2 separate regions of the Homo sapiens genome follow, and region 1 is linked to region 2. A link is a contact called in ENCODE Hi-C or POLR2A ChIA-PET data. All regions are on one chromosome and are shown on one strand. Each heading gives the region's core, a stretch centred on a gene start or an enhancer-like site at or near the end of the contact. The rest is flanking DNA. Distances are from core to core; before and after follow the strand shown.

Region 1 (6,312 bases), core at 240-2,739, 73 kb before region 2:
CCATCCCAGAAAGCCAACCTTAATAACTGTGTGATAGGTCTTGTGTTCAGCACTTAAATTTGGATTCTGCAACTTAGTAGCCCCCGGCTAGCATTAGCATCCCAACACTGTAATGGTTCTCATGGTCCACTGATGACTTTGATCCTTTGTTCTGACAAACATGAGTTTTAAGAAGCAGCCTAACCCCAAGGGCCCAGAAGAGATCCCGCAGCAGCCCGTGAAGGCATCTTCTGTCCCCTTTGAATCCTTTCCTTCTTTCTCCAAGTTCACTCCTCAAGGGCAACCCCTTGTGGTCACAGCTGTCCAGAGGGACACGAGGGAAGGATAGAACTTCCTCCCCCGTCTCCTTAGCAGCTGACTCTTGGCCAGGAGTGGCAGGGGCCTGAGTTAGCATGTGCTCATGGGAGGGACAGAGCGGGGAAAGAGGCAGGCTGCAGGAAAGAAGACAGAGTGTGTTCCAGTGCCTCCTTCACCCTCACCACCCACCCAAAGGTCTGAGTCCTCCTAAATTATAAGCCATTTGCGCCACAATGATTCATAGTTATACATCATTCATTTGGATTGTGGTGGAGTATGAAGAATAATCGTAACGTCAAACCAAGGCTCCCATTTCCCAAGTACTTTTTCAGTGCCATACACTGTGCAGAGAGCACTTTAGAGGCTCCTCATTTCACCCTCCCCACAGTCCTTGGAGGTAGGTGCTATTCATGTCCACATTTTACACTTGAAGGATTCGTGTAACTTGTCCAAGGACACTCAGCTGAGAAGCAGCAGGAAGGACAAGGAGTTCCTGGATCTTCCTAGGGTTTGTGCTACCACAGAGATGGAGACCTCTGTGCACAGGGAGTGCCAGGGGCTGCTCAGAGATGCCTAGTGTCAATCAGCATCCTCTGCTCCTTGGAGCTTCTCTATTCCCATCAGCCGTCTGCCACGAAGGAATCAGGCAGGTGGCCAGGAGCCCGGCATCCCGGACCCTTTTCCCACCAGATGCACCACTGTGGCTTCACAAGGGTCCCGGTTGTTTGAGTTGGCCTTTCCCTTCTCTGCCCACCTTTGTTGGCTGTGGATTAGCAAAGGGACTAAATGTAGGAAGAAGTGGTGAAGGGCCTACCCAGATTACTTGGAAATTAAAAAAAATACATTTGCTAATTTGAAAAGTGGCTTTTTATGTTTTCATTTAAATAATAATGTGGCTCTGTGGTGGTGGCAGTAAAAGCTGCCATTTATTAAGTGGGTCACAGGCCTTAGGCACTGCTGTAAGCAGTTTGCAGACATTCCCTTCCTTATGAGGTTGGTGTGATTTTCAGACAAGGAAACACCAAGTGAGTAATATGTCAGCCAGCAATGAGGCCAAGACTTGAACCCAGCAGCTTTGGACGACACCCGCCCCCCCCCCCCGCCCATGTGCTTGGCTGTGCGTGTTCTTAGCCCCACTCGACAGCCAAGGCTGGGACTAAGGGAAGGCAGGTGACAGGAAGTGGCTGCCAGAACTGTGTGGGTCTCTGACTCTATAGCAGCCGAGTCATATTTCACCAGAGGGGACACTACCGGGGAGCAGCAGATGGTTTTTTGCTGGCAGAGTGACCTGAGGCATTAGCTATGTGGGGAGTTGAGGTGCTCTGAAGTCCTCAGACCAGTGACCTTGAATGTGCTGTGCTTGATTTTGATTGAATACGGTGCAAAGCCATAGGAGACTTCATGCTTACATTGTGTCCTGCAGTGGGCTGACATATAAATCCAAGTGGACCTCATCACATGCTAATATGCCTATGAGTTTTAGGTTGGGCGTACACTTAAGGGAGGCAGGAGAACACAGGTAAATAAACTTAATGTCAATAAATTAATTTATTGAAAAAAGCTTATGGGAGATGGCTTGAAGATTCACTGTACTTTCATTCACTTTCTTTTGTCGGAGGTAAAGAGCTTTTGATTCTTGATAAATTTTATTTAGTCCTTGGTGTAAATGCCAAGAAGTGGAATCCTTATATTTGCTAATGGTTATAAAAATGCAACATGTCTTTATTGGCAGAGTCCTAAAAGGACAAGAGCTGATTTGGTTAAACTAGGAAAACCAGTATTTTGAGGTAATTTTTCTTAGCATATCTTTATTTCCCTTAGTTTCCATATTTCTTTATTTATAATTCAATTTCTTCTCTATTACCAGGTTATCTTCCTTAAGTAACCATAATACTGAATTAAAGTACATTTTGTCGTTGGTTTTATGTACTTAGTAGAGTTTTGTGGCGTCTTTTTACTTAAAATAGGAGTTGAATGGAACTCATTTCTTTTCCATGAAAACAGTTAAACTTTTCATTTATGTGTTACTTTTTGGACTAATTTTTTTTCCTTCTGTTTATTTATTGAGGGCCCATACTTTGTGGAAAGTTTTTAAGCAAGGCTTCAGATATGTTTCCTGACTTCTACTTAGTCAGCTAGAAAATTCAAGTTACAGGGATACCCTATTCACAAAGCATCCTAACCAGAGACATTAATTGTAATGTCATTTTGCTATTAAGGAGAATAGTAAAGCTGACAATTGTCTGGGGTTTTGATTCAGAGGTGTTCTTTCTGATCCTAAGCAGGAGTTAGGAAATTTAGAATTATAAGTAGACCTTTAGTAATTGCTTTAATCAGCATTCTGCCATAGAATTTGTGATGATTGCATTGAAAATGATTTAGCCATCAAAGTAATTGTCTAGTCATGGAAAAATCTGGACAGAGAGAGGAAAAGGCACTGAATAGATCACAGAACCTGTAATTATGTTCTTTAAGGAAAAAAACAAAAGGAAAAATCAGTATCTGCCCCCCAAAGACTGTGAGATGAGTCAAATGCATAATACTGGTTTGGGTTTTTCCCCCAAGCAAAATAAGACCATCTAGGCAACAAGAGGTAGAGTATAATTTTTTTATGTACATTATTAAGTGAAAGCCTTCATAAGAGGGGCTGTGTGCTCCATCTGATCTTGCCTTAGGTCTGTGCCACCTTTCCAGCCCATCTGTAATCGTTATCTTTGAGTTTACATAGAGCCCATCACTGTAGTGTTTAGACCATTTGACAAGGATCCTTTTTTAGCCTTTGAGTTAGTACATATGGTTAAATTTCTGGTGCTTCTCCCAGACTGCATTTGTGAGTTCCCTTAGCCTTAGTTATAAAACATGACCATACTGTTGGCTAGTATTTAACAAATAATCAAATGATTAATAATCTTTATATCCAAGGCACAGGTTTTTCTCAAATTCCTATAAACATTGAAAAGTTTACAAAATCTACATCTTAAAGAACGTCAGTGAGCATAGCTATTTTTACTTCAGCGTGCGTTATGTTGCCGTGAACACAGACCCGACAGATAAGGTTCAGGAGACTGGGGATCAGAATGGCTGTGAAAGTGTCAAATGAAATTAATGCACTCACCAAATCTCAGGCTTTTCATAAAAGCCTTTCTTTTTGGCATCTGGTAGATAACAGCCTTTATTAAGGGCCCACCATGAACCCTGTGCTGTGTTGTGAAGAGATAACTAATAATGGCTATTCTCCCTTCTGCAGTCATGCACATCAGGCCCACTCACAGCTCTCTTGAGGAACCTGTGCCGGAACCCCTTCCTCCCAACACTGGCCAGCTCACCCCTCAGGCCTCAACTGTGAAACTGCCCTTCGGAGAGGCTATTTCTGACCATCCCCCTCACCTCAAGTCTATATTATGACCCACCCTGTTATTTTCCTCTTTGGCATTTAAAACACTTTGTGATATTGTATTTATCCAATCATTTGTTTACTGTCTAGTTCTTCTTCATCATAAAGGACCATGTCTGTTTGGTCCCCTGGAGTAGGGAAAAGCCTACCCAGTGCCTAGGCATTCAGGAGGCTCCTGATAAATATTTGTTGAGTGCATGACTGATTTACAGAAGAGCCAGGCCAGAAACGTGTGAAAAATACTAAAGCATAAAACCAAAGTATAAAAACAAGAACACAGCTGACAGCAGCCAGACCAAATTTAGGCATAAATGCCAAAAATATGCTGGAGTAACTAGAACCAGATGGGATTAAACAGAGAAGGCCGGGGGAACGGGATGAGTTTGAAGCAGTCTTGATATAGGATAGTGGGCAAATGGCAAACGTAGAAGCCAGTGCTAAACCCTGGTCATGTGCTTTGGGAAGCAGTTGGCTCCCAAGCAAGAACATAGTGAGGATGTGGGCAAGACAAGACAGGGATATAAGAAGGGCTCTTGATAGAAAGTGGCTTCCAGGCAGGCGATTAGGGATTAGAGTTTGACTTAAGATTTATTTTCATTCTTCTTGTGTTGTCTGTTTTGGCTTATAGGATGGCCAACCATTGGCGGGACTGATCCAGGATCACATGGTTTCAGGGGCAAGCATGACTACTCGGGGTTGCTTTTTCACCCGGGAGCACTATATGGAGCTGGTGTACCGAGGACTCACGGACAAAGTGGGGCGCGTGAAGCTCCTTTCTCCTTCCATCCTGAAGCCCTTTCCGCTGTGGACAGGAAAACAGGTAATTGGGAGAGAACAGCCAGTGTATGTAACAAAAGGAAATAGGCCACTCATGTAAAAGGTTTTATTCTCAGAAGAGTCCAGACCAGAGACAGAGAAATGGCTAAGCCAGCAATAGTCTGACTTTCTTTCCCCTTTGTTTGGGGTTCCTGAGTCTGGGTGGCTTCAAGGGAGTGTCTAGCAAGAGTAGACTGCATAGTAGCCTGGTGCAGTGGCTCACACCTGTAATCCCAACACTTTAGGAGACTGAGGCGGGCAGATCACCTGAGGTCTGGAGTTTGAGACCAGCCTGGCTAACATGGTGAAACCCTATCTCTACTAAAAGTACAAAATTAGCTGGGCGTGGGATTAGTGCCTGTAATCTCAGCTACCGGGAGGCTGAGGCAAGAGAATCGCCTCAGCCTGAGGCAAGAGAATCGCTTGAACCCAGGAGGTGGAGGTTGTAGTGAGTCAGGATCAGCCACTGCACTCCTGCCTGGGCAACAGAGTGAGACTCCGTCTCCACAAAAAAAAAAAAAGTAGACTGCATAGTTTCTGTCCTTTGCTTCTAACTTAAATTTGGTGTCCTCATAATACAAATATGGTGGTAATAGGCAGTGGTGCTGGTGGAGTAATAGTAATATTTGTTGGGAAGTTCCATATGTTTGCTGAGTGCTTTAGACACATTATCTGATTTAATACTCACGACTAATCTGCAATGCAGACACCATTATTATCTCCATTTAGGAGATGATAAATTACATGCCCAAGACTACAGGAGACAGATCAAACCCAGGACTTTTCAACCCCAGAAGCATCATACCATACTTCCTCTCAAAGTAACCAAATTACATGATATGTGGCGACCAAATAATGAAAAACAGTAAAATATGTTCTTCTGCTGTTGCCTGAGTATCCAAGTTCAGCCTTAAGGATCAACTTCTAATTGGCTATGTGATCTTAGCCCTGTGTGTCTCAGTTCCTCATCATTTCCTGGGACAGTAGAAATTAACTTGCTAAGCTAAGTTCTGATTCTAAACATGGTTTTTCTCTTTGAAACCAGACTAACCCACAAACAAATTCTTGCATAGTGTAGTCACTCTTGCCCTTTTCACCTGTTGGCAAAAAAAAAGCCCGTACCAACCTTTAGAGACACACTAAAAAATCTCACCCGTGACAGAAGCAAAACCTGGACCTATTTCCTAATTTTATTTGGTACAGAGGATTTTAAAAGGATTCAAGATGTGGCCTCTGGGCATAATGGAATTTGGAAATCAGCAACCAAGATATTTGGAAAAGCCCTCAATATTTGTACTTCTAAATAACGTACTTCTTAAATAGCTCATGGGTCAAAAGAATCTAAAGGGAAATTAGAAAGCATTCTGAAGTAGATGAAATGAAAACACAACAAAATTTGTGGGATGCCACTGAAGCAGAACTTAAGGGGGAAATTTATACATAAAATGCCTAGGTTGAAAAGAAGAAAAAGGGTCCCAAATCAATGACTTCAGCTTCAAGTTCATGATCTCTAAGGTCTCTTCCTGCTCTCCAGTTCTTAGTCTGTGGACCTGGAACTTGATTTTCCTTTTTAAGCCAACCTTGCATTCCTGGATAAACCTTCCTTGGTCGTGAGGTATTATCCTTTTTATATATTATTGAATTCAATTTGCTAATATTTTGTCTAGAATTTTTTTACTTCTGTGTTTGTGATAGATATTGGTCTGTAGTTTTATTTTCTTATAATATGTTTGTTTGGTTTTGGTATCAGGGTAATCCTGGCCTCACAGAATGAGGTGTTAGGAGGTATTTCCTCTGGTTTTCTG
Region 2 (6,043 bases), core at 3,461-5,960:
TCAACCAGAACCCAGAAGGTGCGGGAGCTCAGTTGACGTGGTTCCTACAGGCCAGTCCCAGGATCAGGGCAAGGTGGAGAAGAAAGGAGAGCGAGTGGGTCTGGAGGGACAAACGAAATCTTCAGCATGCTAATATTGATGTGCAAAACCAAGCAGCACAACAGAAACCTGCTGTCTTTCACTGAGCTCTAACCATGGACCCAGCGTGAGGAAATGATGTCAGGCCAAGGCTGGGGCTCTGAGTAAATGGTTTGTACAGACAGGAGCCTACCACTGAGGCCCTGAGGGAAGCAAATACCCGAGAACAGGCAGAGACAGAGGGAGAGAAACTGCAAATCCCTTTCCTAATTCCTGATTCCAATTCTCTGAGAGGTTTTGCAGCCTGTTTCCATGAGAGTACCCTGATTTCAGAAAAAAAAAAAAATTTCCGTTTTACACAAGGCAGAAATAGAAACTTCCTCAAGTTTCTAGTATACCCAAAGTTTCAAGTTTCAAGTATACCCAACATTCTTTGGTTATAAGAAATAGAAACTTCCTCAAGTTTCATAGAAACTTATAACCAAAGAATTTTGGGTGTACTTCATCTAAAACAAGAACCTCAAACATGCTTAATTTCATCTAACCCATAACCCTGTCTCCTTCCCCATGTTAAAGAAGAGGGGATTCAGGATCTGAGTAAGATAAGGTGAACCTTATCCTGGGAGGCGGGACTCACACTCGGGTCTACCCGACTGCAGCACTGTGGAATTTTCTAGGACTCCACAGGCAGGCAAAGCTGGCCAAAAGCAACTTCCAAAGCCAGGAGGGAACTCCACCCCCAACCAAAACCACTCAGTGAGGAAACTGGTGTCTCCATCTGTTTTTGAGCGAAAACACCCTGGAGTTCTGAGGAGCTCGCAGGCGCGGCCACCCAGCACCTAAGTGTGGGACAGGGAGCAAGAAAGGGACTGACCTTGGACCTGTGAAACCGCAACCCAGTTTCCCCAAGGGCTCCTAGGAAAGCAGTGTATTTGAAAGTGCTGTCATTCCTTTGCTAAATGCCAAGGATGGAGTGGGCTGTGCATGGGTGCGCCTCTTCCCCACACAGCCACTGCTCCCAGCCCCAGTGAGAGCCTGAGCTCTTGGAGTGAGGAGGGACCCCTGGCCCCCCTTGGTGGGCTCTCCGGCCTCCCTCTCTCGTCCCCACCCCCAGGCCCACACCCTGTCGGCCTCCCACCTCAGAGTGGAAGGTGAGGTGAGGTAATGTCTCCGCTAACCCGCAGTGGCAAGGAGATGAAAAGAATCTCAGAAATGCTATGTTTAATTTAAAGCAGACCCAGCCTGCCTTAGCCAGGCTGTAATTTCACTCAGAATAACCAGATTGTTTTTCTTGGACATTCCAGGCCACCCCCTGTTAAAGCCCAAATGGAATGTTAGGGGGCCCCTTACTGGGGGCCACATGGCTGTCCGAAACTCATTCTCCCTTGGGCCAAGGACTCCTGCTTTGGGGAAGGTCAGGACCTCTCTGAGCGTCACTTAAGGGCCTCCCCTTGGCTCCCTGGCACTCCTCCCCACCCGGCACCCCACCCCTAACTTGGTGCCCAGAGTTCTAAGGGTAAAAGGTCGTCATAGATGAGAACAGCAACACCATCTGTTCACTCTGTGTTCTCTGTGCCCAGTGTTGTGTGAAACTTTCTATCCAATATCTTGCAAAATCCTTACAGCAACCCTATAAGGTGGGTAGAATTTTTTGTGATTCTCCTTCTACAGAGGGTGATAGGGAGGCTGCATAACCTGTCCCAGGTGGCCCAGTTGGGATTTGAGCTCGCTTAGCTCTGGGTGCAAAGCCCAGGCTCTCTGGGCTGCCCATCCCAACGGCCCCTCCCTCCTGGGGCTGAGGAGTTCGGGGGACATTTGTTTCAAGGGAGCTGCCCTTGTTGGCCATCTGGGTATCTGTGGAGGGAGTCGTTATGGGGACACCTGGGTGACAGACAGCTGAAGGGAGGAGGTGCTGTAATCCTGAGCCCTTCTTCTTTCTAGTTGCTGACACCCCTACTTTGGGTAGGGTTGGGTCGGGGCCTTCCAATCTCTATAGGTTTTACTGCTTCCAAAGACCTGGCATACTCCTGGTTTGTGATGATCAAGTTCTGGGTCAGAGCAGGGAGAAGCAGCCCATGAGGCCGGTGAAATGGTGCCCAATGGAGGGGAAGGCCCTGGCTTGTGATCTTGGGCAAGTCCCTCCTCATACCCAGCTTCAGCTTCTCCTCTATAAAATGGTAAGTGGGGATGGAATGGCAGAGAGATGCGGGGCTCTGATTTCTCAGGCCTCTTCTGGCCCTGACATTCTCTGACTTTATTCTGCCAGGATCTGTGCAGATGGGCCTTGGCCCAAGGAGACATGGGAGGTAGAAGGAAGGGAGGGACTGGCAGGGGAGGGACTTCTGGGGAAGTTTCCAGGACTTGGGGGAGGAGAAAAGAATGAGTGGAGCCTGAAGCCAGAACCAGGCATGGGGTGGCCCAGATGGATTTATTCCAGAGCCTGGCCTTCTTCCTGCAGGCCTGAGGGACACTGTGGCTGGCTCAGGGCATAAGTATGCCCCAAACAGAGGGAGGGGCCTCTCTCTGCCTGGTGCCCCCTCCACTCTCAAGGCTCAGCACAACTAAAAAATGGGCTAAAAAATGAGCACTAAAAAAATTTTTAGTGCAACTAAAAAATGAGCTCTCTTGCCTCACTACTGGGGCTGCCTTTGATTTCATGGGGAATAAGGAAGGGGCCAAGGAGTACAGGATCCCAGGTGGTGGATTCTGTGACTGATGAGACCCCTCCAGCTCCCCAGGCCTGGCCGGCAAGAGGAAAGCTCATGTTGCTGATGGGGTGGAAGCCAGGATCTGCAGGCCTGGGAAGGGGCTGATAAGGGGCTGCTCTCACTGCTCAGGGGACAATGAGCTTAGTGTGGGAGGGCTGGGCTGTTGCTTTCCCTCAGGGCTCCCAAGAGAGGTTTCCATGGCACCCAGAAGCTGACTTGGCCACAAGTGTCAATGAAGACATTGTGTGGGGGTTCTTGAGCCCCACCTCTCTCATGGGGTGGGGAGGAGGGGGTGCGAGGCAGGGGAGCCGTCCCTCTAGTCCTGCAGATGCCCCTGTGTACTGTGCTATGAGATGGGACTGGGGCCTCCAAAGATACCCACCTCCTTCCTCTTCTTCAGGAAAGGGTGGAGCTGTTGGGGGCCTTCCCAGGGCAGACACTATATGAGATCCCGAATCCAGGCATGCGTTCCTCAGGAGCTGCTCACCTGGGAGAGGGAGGCAGACAGGTGACACATGCCCTCTTTGTACCTTTTTCCCACACTGAAGCCAACAGGTTGTGTCCCTCCTCTACCAATTCACCTGTAGGAATGACAAGACTCAGCCGGGGTGACAGAGTGAGACCTTGTCTCTAAATTTATTAATTAATTTAGCTTGGAGACTCTTGCATGCCTCACCTAAACACTGGTCAATCCATGGGTTGGCCAGTGCCCCTTGACCTGGGTAGCTTGGGTCAGACAAGTGAGTGGGGTCATGACACTCTCTCTCTCAGGAATGTGGCCTCCAAGACTCAGAGGGAAATTGCCTCTCGTGGAGACACCGGTTCCACTTGGACTAGGCATGGTGCTACCCAGACTCCTCCAGGACTGAAGGGCCTGCACCCCAGTGGTTGTCCCTCAGCTAAGCCCTCTTTGGGAGCAATTCAGCCCAAATCCAATGACTGGTCAATATAAAGGCATAAAGGCCAGGTACTCTTGTCCCAACTCAGGGCAGCTGTCAGCGTCCAGCCCAGCTCCAGCGCTCCTCCAGGGCTTGGCCAAGGTCTTTGTTGGGACTGTATCACAGCCCAGTTTCTCCCACCGCCACTCCCTCCTTCTCCTTGTGTGTCCTGACTCCAGGGCACACAATAAACTGTCTGCCCACCTATGTCCATCTTAGAGTGTTTCCCAAGGAACAGGAAAGATGCCACAGGGAGGGCAGGAAAGAGGATGCGTAATTAGGCCTCTCACAGGTCTGCCCCTTCTGTCCCAGCTGACTCCTGCCTCTTCTGCAGGGGGTGGGGTGGAAGCAGTGCCTCCACCCCCACCTCTGACCTTCCTGCCTGTCTGTCCTAGAGAACGTTTGCCTGGCTCTCAGGGTCTCCAAAGGAAGAAGTCAAATAAGTCACAGAGAAGCAAGGCCAGACATGATATTGCCTCTCTGGGCCTTAGTTTCTTCATCTATAAAATGGATCACTGCCACTTACTTTGCAGAATTTAGAGGAAGATCCAGAAAAAGAACATAAAGCTACTAGTTTAAGGCTTTCTTATTCTGCTGGGTCTGAAGTCAGTCATTGATGGGCTAGAAAAACAAAAGAGCCCCAATGATCGTCATGTACAGTCCCAAAGATTCCCAGGACAATGGCCATCCACTTCACCATTTCCCCTGGAGTGAGTGCGCTTAAGGACTCAAACACTACCAGTGACTCTCCTTGACAGATGGCATCATCCATGCCAGGCGGTGCCCCGAGCCCTCTTCATCCTCCTTGTGCCCACTCATTCTGCAGAGAAACAACCGGAGGTCAGGGAGACTCAGCCGGGGTCACACAGCTGGTACACTGTGGAGCCAGTCCCACCCAAGGTGCGACACCCCCAAGCTTTGGTTTGGGTAGAGCCACTGCTCTCACTTCCTCCCCATTGCAAAAGGGACTCAAGGTGGGAATCAGGGTCAGCTGCACCCTGAGAGGAACTTACCTGATTTGCAGCCAGGGATGCTCCTCTCATCTTTTGGGGAACTATTGAGAAAGGAAAGACGTGCCCAATTTCCCAGGATTTCTCTGAATTCCTGGATATTTACTCCTCAGATTTCACATCTGGGGGATGCAGTGATGTGCTGAAGCTAGCTCATACCAGCTCAAAAAAGCTGACCATGCTCCTCTCCTCACAGTTCCACGTCCACACCTTCATGTTGGTCACCATGGTGGGAGTAGGGACACCATGAGAACTGGCAATTCTACCCATCAGGGATTTAAGGGCTTTTGTTTTCAGAGAGCTGTGGTTACACACTGCCCAGCACACCCCTGGGTGGGTTCCTTAGGACCCCTAGGGAAGTAGTCCCAGCTACTCAGGAGGCTGAGGTGGGAGGATCGATTGAGCCCAGGAGGTCGAGGCTGCAGTGAGCTGTGATTGTGCCACTGCATGCTAGTCTGGGCAACAGAGCAAGACTCTGTCTTAAAAAAAAAAAAAAAAAGATGCATTCTCTTTATACATGTTACACTTTAAGTTTTTGGAGGAAGAAAAAAAGAGCATTTTCTTTTGAAGTTACTCACATTTTAGTGGGGATAGAGGCCAATAATGCCACTGGCTCCAATGATAAGAGTTTTACTAGCTTTTCTAGTTTTTTGCTAGTTTTTCTAGAGGGCCCAGGGGAGCCAGGGAGATACCCTTTGGGCTGTGGGGTTTCATTTTGGTCACATGTCTCATTTCTGCCTCTGATTCTGCTAGTTCTCAGAACCACTAATATTCTGCCCTACATGTTAGGGTCTATTTTTAGAACTTCCTCTTGACAGCACCACTCCTATCTTGTGTCCACAGAAGGGGATCCTGACTCAGCACAGGGTTCTCGGGTGTGCGGATCCCGGGCTGGGCCTCTTGAAGACCTGTGTGGCCCTTGAGCCCTCAGCTTACTTTTTTTTTTTGAGATGGAGTCTTGCTCTGTCACGCAGGATGGAGTGCAGTGGCGCGATCTGGGCTCACTGCAACCTCTGCCTCCTGGGTTCAAGTGATTTTCCTGCCTTAGCTTCCCAATATCTGGGATTACAGGTGCCCTCCACCATGCCCAGCTAATTTTTGTATTTTTAGTAGAGATAGGGTTTCACCATGTTTGTCAGGCTGGTCTGGAACTACTGACATCAACTGATTAATCTACCATGGCCTCCCAAAGTGCTGTAATTACAGGCGTGAGCCACCACGCCCAGCCCCTCAGCTTCTTTTTTAATTTTTTAATTTTTTTTTATTTTTTTTGAGATGGAGTCTTGCTCTGTCACCCAGGCTAGAGTGC

The links. Hi-C counts contacts between places; a loop is a spot of excess contacts on that map. ChIA-PET counts read pairs that join two places held with the same protein, here RNA polymerase II (POLR2A). Pooled maps may share reads with other maps.
Region 1: a map of heart right ventricle shows a loop between it and region 2 (2.5-fold over the local background). The contact joins two enhancer-like sites. A Hi-C loop is called at or near these places in 4 of 168 maps with a recorded cell type or tissue (aorta, ascending aorta, heart right ventricle and 1 more), 7 of 37 single-sample maps with no recorded cell type and 13 of 50 pooled maps. POLR2A ChIA-PET finds 5 or more read pairs at or near these places in 2 of 52 experiments (activated CD4-positive, alpha-beta memory T cell and naive thymus-derived CD4-positive, alpha-beta T cell).

Annotation. Positions count from the first base shown.
Region 1 is chr2:86,063,473-86,069,784 of GRCh38, reverse strand. POLR1A (RNA polymerase I subunit A) reads left to right here. Exons shown (of 34, transcript NM_015425.6): 14 at 4,320-4,511. Among named protein-coding and RNA genes, the nearest start is that of POLR1A, 39 kb to the left of the region's middle. RefSeq lists an enhancer at 1-313 and a silencer at 3,232-3,432. Within about 2 kb of position 1,489, at least 6 of the 41 ENCODE cell types and tissues checked have a DNase peak (open chromatin) inside an H3K27ac peak, as active enhancers do.
Region 2 is chr2:85,993,643-85,999,685 of GRCh38, reverse strand. LOC105374843 (a long non-coding RNA gene) reads left to right here and starts at 1,608. Exons shown (of 3, transcript XR_940318.3): 1 at 1,608-1,715; 2 at 2,045-2,255. RefSeq lists enhancers at 5,145-5,324, 5,365-5,554 and a cis regulatory region at 5,295-5,808. Within about 2 kb of position 4,710, at least 20 of the 41 ENCODE cell types and tissues checked have a DNase peak (open chromatin) inside an H3K27ac peak, as active enhancers do.